Regions from separate parts of the Mus musculus genome. Here region 1 is linked to region 2. Evidence: chromatin loops called from intact Hi-C (ENCODE). Cell type or tissue: left cerebral cortex. All regions are shown on one strand. Each heading gives the region's core, and the rest is flanking DNA. Links, peaks and the distances in the headings are about the cores only.

Region 1 (2,911 bases), core at 124-2,623, 180 kb before region 2:
CCAGCTGAAACTGCTGGGAGACACCAGTCCTACTGTATTCTTTTCTGCACTTTAGGGGATACAGTTTCAAAGGGTGATAATCACTCCTCCTCTGTAGCAGCAGCTAATTAATAACCAGATGTTCCCCATAAACCTCTTACAAAATCATGTCATGCCAAGGCTTGGACACTCCCGCTTGCATTTTTTTCCTATAAAAAAACCCTTCCCCTAGACTTTGTGGTTGCTTTTCCTATCCTGTTGCATCTGGAAGGTTTGTGGCCCAATCTCGGGCTTGAATAAAGACTCTCATGGGCTTGCATCAGAGTTGTGGTTCCTGGTGGTCTCTTTGGGTTTCTTCCTTTCTTTCTTCCTTTCTTCCTTCCTTCCTTCCTTCCTTTCTTTCTTTCTTTCTTTCTTTCTTTCTTTCTTTCTTTCTTTCTTTCTTTCTTTCTTTCCTTCTTTCTTTTTTTAACCTGGGCTCAACATTATGTAATCTACTCCTCCTGGGGGAGGGGGGGGGGCAGGCCCTCTTGAGGGAGTAGAATTAACATCAGAATATAAACAGCACTAGGGCAACCCACAATACCCACAACCCCTCTGGAAAGTGACAAAGAAGAATGAATACATGTGAACTGTACGGGACCTTGATCTTGACATGGCTTTCTCCTGCCCTGTGCCCTGAGCAGGCATGAGCATCTTGAATCTTCCTCCTGCCATTTCGTTTGCAGATAAAACCCAGCTCCTCCCCTACCATGAAGCACTCTGTGGATGGGCTCACTTCAGCCCATCCCGAACCTTCTCTACCTTCTAGTCCATGTAGACACACCAACATGCAGACACACCAAGCTTCTAAATATTTCAACATGCAGACACACCAAGCTTCTAAATATTTCGGATTTGCCAACGGCTTGCTTCCCTGGAGTCTGAAATAAGTGCCTTTGGCTTCCAGGACATTTCACTTCCAACTTCATTGCTACGTGCTGCATCCAACTTACCTGTCTTCCCTTGGCTGTGGTGGCTCTCCTGGGTCCTAGACAGACTCTGTCAGACAACAGCCTGTCTCGAGGAACTTGAGTCAAAGTTGTTGGGAGAGGACACAAGGGCGGCTTTGCAGGGCACCCTGGCTGAAGACTCTAGAAATGCTCCCTCTTTCATATTTTACATTACAGTTTGAGGAACGCTGCTGTGTGTTCTTTGAAAGGCTGGTAGAATCCTGCACTGAATCCATCTGGCCTGGGCTTTTTTTAGTTGGGGAATTTTTAATTACTGCTTCTAGTTCTATCTGGCTGGTTGCTACAGATCTGTGTAAATCTTTTTTTTTCCTGTCTTGGTTTCACTTTGACAGGTCATTCACATCCAGAAACTCATCCTGTTTCTTTCAGATTTTTTTCCAGTTTAGTGGAATATAAATTTTTATTTTTATTTTTTTTTAATTTTTTGGTTTTCTGAGACAGGGTTTCTCTGTATAGCCCTGGCTGTCTATAAATTTTTAAAGTGCATCCTCACGGCTCATGGGATTTCCTTGGTGCCTGTTGTAATTTTTCCCTTTTCGCCTCTAATTTTATTAATTTGAGTTATCTCTCTCACTACTTTTTCATTAATTTGGCTAAGGGTTTGTCAATCTTGTTAATCTTTTTTTTAAAACAGCTTTTCATTTTATTGATTTTTTTCATCTTGTTTTATTATTTTTTTCCACAATCTTAAATGTTTCTCTCTGTCTACCACCTTGTGATTATCTTGTCTTTGATTTTCCAGTACCATAAGTTTTATCATCAGGCTTTTTACTGAGCTATCTCTGATTTTTGACACAGGCACTTAAAGCCATAGATTATTTCTATTTTATTTTTATTTTATTTTATTTTATTTTATTTTTATTTTTATTTTAGGACCACCTTTGGGTCATACCTTTATATCATGTTGTATTTCATTTACATTTAATTCTAGGAATCTTTACCCAGCAGAACTTGATGTTGAGACCTGTTGCTGAAGACATTGGTCTCTGAGCTTTTGCTCAGGGTCAAGGAGAAAATCAAATTGGTAACTGACCTGGAGATGTCACTCCACCAGACAGTACCATGCAGCTACCACGAGAGAAAATCTATCCACGGTCATATCCATCAACGAACTTACTACACTAATGACCAGCATGGCAAGATATACCCCTATGGGCAATAGTGGCATGAATGTTATGAGACAACCAACCACTCGTGTGCATTTAAAACCCCACTCCATAGGAGGAAACAGATTGTCTTAGTTAAGGTTTTACTGCTGTGATCAGACACCATGAGCAAGGCAACTCTTATAAGGACAACATTTAGTTGGGGCTGGCTTATAGGTTCAGAGGTTCAGTCCATTATCATCAAGGTAACATGGCAGCATCCAAGCAGGCATGGTGCAGGAAGAGCTGAGAGTTCCACATCTTCCTCTAAAGGCTGCTAGGAGAAGACTGGCTTCCAGGCCGCTAGGATGATATCACACCCATAGTGACACACCCACTCCAACAAGGCCACACCTCCTCCAAAAGGCTACACCTCCTCCAACAAGGCCATACCTACTCCAACAGGGCCACATCTGCTCCACCAGGGCCGCACCTTCTAATAGTGACACTACCTGGGCTAAGCATATACAAATCATGACACAGATATACTATAAAATCATGCAGAAAATGTTAGGGGGAGCTCAGAGGCCCCAGAGATTAACCAACTCTCAGCACAAATCACATAGGTTTCTTTGTGTAGTGCATGACAGTTAACAGAACCTCACAACTACTCAAAGTACCAAGAATATGTTTCAGTCCATCCACACGTGGATCCGTACATCTACATTGTCTACTGTACCCCACTCCCAACATAGCTCAGGGGCCATAGTGAGAGAGGCAGAAAGACTGTAATAGCCAGGAGTCTGGGAAGACCAGAGCTAAGGGGTGTTTTCT
Region 2 (2,911 bases), core at 176-2,675:
CTCCCCAAAATCAGGTAGAGAAACAACCCAGCCAGCAGCTCCAGCACCCAGCCCTCCTCGACAGGGTCGCCCCTCCATCCCCAGCACATAGCTGCTGCCAGGATGTGGGTCCCACAGCCTCCCTGCTCATGGCTAATGTGCTCGGGTTGCTGTCTTCTCCGCAGCCTTCATGCTGAGCTGCCCCTTTCCCCGGAGGCCCGATGCCGGAGAGGTCACGGTGATGGATCTGCACTCGGGCGGGGTGGCCCACTTCCATTGCCACCTGGGCTACGAGCTGCAGGGAGCCAAGACGCTGACCTGCATCAATGCCTCCAAACCGCACTGGAGCAGCCAGGAGCCTGTCTGCTCAGGTACCATGAGTGCTTGCCAGCCGGGCAGGGCGAGGGTAGGCCAGCACCCTCTAAGGCACTGGTTAGACCTCACGCTGTGCTGACCCCAAACCGTAAAATCATTCCATTGCTAGTTTTAACTGTAATTAAACTGCTACTGTTACGAATCTGATATGTGGGATATGTGACCTACAACCCTTGTGAAAAGGTTGAGAACCAGTGCCCTAGGGCATAGGGTGTAACCTTGGGTAAGGCCTTTGCCCTCCAGGCTGTGCTGTCATACAGTGCCCAGGGTATGAAATTGGCTCCTGAGGACACATACCACACAGCAGTGTTCTGCCCAGTGAGAACCTTGCTCTCTAGCAGTCACTCAGCAGCTGACTTGGTGGTGGCTGTTGTATATCCTGGATGCTAAGCTTTCTTCTCTGTGATCTGCCAGTTGTGAGCTCTCACGCGGGTAGCAGACATGCAGCTTTTCCCACTCGCCACGGGGTTTCCAAGCTCTCCCTGCAGTGCAACATGTATAAGCTGTTCTTTTTCATGGCTGTGTAATATTTCGTTGTGAACATTATGCTCTGTTTTGTTTACCCATCCATCCAACATTGAACTTTGGAATTATTTCCACTTTTTACCTAAGTAACTGCCCTGCTCTGAACATAGAAATTAGTTTCCATTTCTCTTAAATATGATCTTCAGAACAGTGTTGCCAGGTCGTGTAGTGTAACCTCTACAAACCCACACTTCCCACAGAAACCACACCATGCCATTTCACCTGCCACTGGTGGCACACGGCAGTTCTCTTCCTTCCAACGCTCACCAATGCACTGCTTTCTACAATCAGCACAGTAGGCCTACAGACTCACCACGTTCTCATGTTTCCATGATAAGCACTGCTGTCACATCTTTCTCAATGCTTCTTGTAGCTGACAGTATGCCATCTCTGAAAAGGCTCTTTAATCCCTTTGGCCATTGCTCAAGAGGTTACTGGGTTGTTGCTGTACTATAAGTGCTCTTTACATATGATGGATCAAAACCTTCATGAGATATGATTTGTAGGCCTCTTCCCCGGTTCTGTGGGGGTTTGTTTGGTTTTGGTTTTGGTTTATTTTTTCACATGGCCTCTTCGTAATGATGAGGTCTCTCTCATCCCTTGTTTCTTTTGTTGCTTTGACTTTGGGCTTAGCTGCTGCTGTTCTGTTTTGTTGGTTGAGCTTAGTCAACATGACCTCAAAAAGTTGGTGACAGCCTCCAACTAAGGTGGCCTGGTGCCCTCTGGTGGAAAGAAGTAGACAGTACAGGCCAGCAAGAGGAAACCTGGACTTCAAGGACAGACAGGGGGGATCCTTGGCTAGTGGATCTGACATCCTTCGAGGATCCTGCCAGCATCCACAAACGTCCACTGTTACCAGGTTCTGCGCCTATGATACGAGCTGTGAGGGTCCTGCTCTCTCCGAGTCTCTGCCCTGGTACAGGATGGCGTCTTAGTTACTGCTTGTGGCTGTAAAGAAACATTGTAACTATGGAAACTCTTCTTTAAAAAACAAAGTAATAAAAAATAAATAAAAGCATTTCATTGGGGGTTTGCTTAGAGTTTCAGAGGGTGAGTCCATGAGTAAAAAGCACACAGGTGCTTTATATCATGGTCCACAGACAGGAAGGAGAGAGAGAGAGACAGAGACAGAGACAGAGACAGAGACAGAGACAGAGACAGAGACAGAGAGACAGAGACAGAGACAGAGACAGAGACAGAGACAGAGACAGAGACAGAGACAGAGCGCCTGGCACAGGCTTTTGAAACTACAAATCCCATCCCAGGAACTAACTTCCTTCAACAAGGTCACACCTCCTAACCCTTCCCCCAACAGTTCCACTTCGTGCAGGGGGTGGGATGGGGGTGGGGCGAGGGGGCTACCATTCTTATTCAAACCCCCCAATATGTGACCAGATGAGAAAACATGGCGGGGGTGAGGAGGGCAGAGAGTGCCAGAGAGGGGTCATAGGGGTAGTGCCACAGAGCAGGTAGGGACAAGAGAAACCCTGACACTCAGGGACTCAGGGACAAGAGGTGATGGTAGGCCAGAGACCAGGGAAAGTGTCCCCAGGGAGCCAGGCTGTTGGAAACTGAGTGGGAGGTACCAAAGTGAAGGTCAAAGGTGTCGGTTTTCCCTGCCAGTGAGCTATCCTGTGAAAAGGCTGGTGGGTGAAAGGGCTCAATAGGTTTGAGGAGGTCAGCATATGCTATGGTTTGTATATGCTTGGCCCAGGCAGTGACAGTATTAGAGGGTGTGGCCTTGTTGGAGTGGGTGTGGTCTTGTTGAAGTGGGTGTGGCCTTGTTGGAGTGGGTGTGGCCTTGTTGGAGTAGGTGTGGCCCTGTTGGACTGGGTGTAGCCTTGTTGGAGTAGGTGTGGCCCTGTTGGAGTGGGTGTAGTCTTGTTGGAGTACGTGTGGCCCTGTTGGAGGAGGCATGGCCTTGTGGAAATGGATGTGATCTTGTTGGAGGAGGTGTGGTCTTGTTGGAGTAGGTGTGGACGTGGGCTTTAAGACTCTCATCCTAGCCGCCTAGAAGCCAGTCTTCCACTAG

The links. Hi-C counts contacts between places; a loop is a spot of excess contacts. Peaks named below come from ENCODE experiments on the same cell type or tissue, not always from the same donor. Only the 100,000 strongest peaks of a DNase experiment are listed, where the experiment ranks them.
Region 1: it touches region 2 in a loop (2.7-fold over the local background); 4 of 42 quality-filtered maps call a loop at or near these places.

The regions. Positions count from the first base shown.
Region 1 is chr5:112,647,650-112,650,560 of GRCm38, reverse strand. It overlaps Gm30529 (predicted gene, 30529), which reads right to left and starts at 1,364. Exons shown (of 3, transcript NR_166517.1): 1 at 975-1,364. In left cerebral cortex, for the core only: a CTCF peak has its summit at 1,060; DNase peaks (open chromatin) are centred at 738 and 1,195; H3K4me3 peaks cover 529 bases; H3K27ac peaks cover 652 bases.
Region 2 is chr5:112,469,036-112,471,946 of GRCm38, reverse strand. Sez6l (seizure related 6 homolog like) reads left to right here. Exons shown (of 17, transcript NM_001253916.1): 5 at 165-350. Among named protein-coding and RNA genes, the nearest start is that of Gm42160, 6.4 kb to the left of the region's middle. In left cerebral cortex, for the core only: a CTCF peak has its summit at 1,605 (motif pointing left); a DNase peak (open chromatin) is centred at 1,583.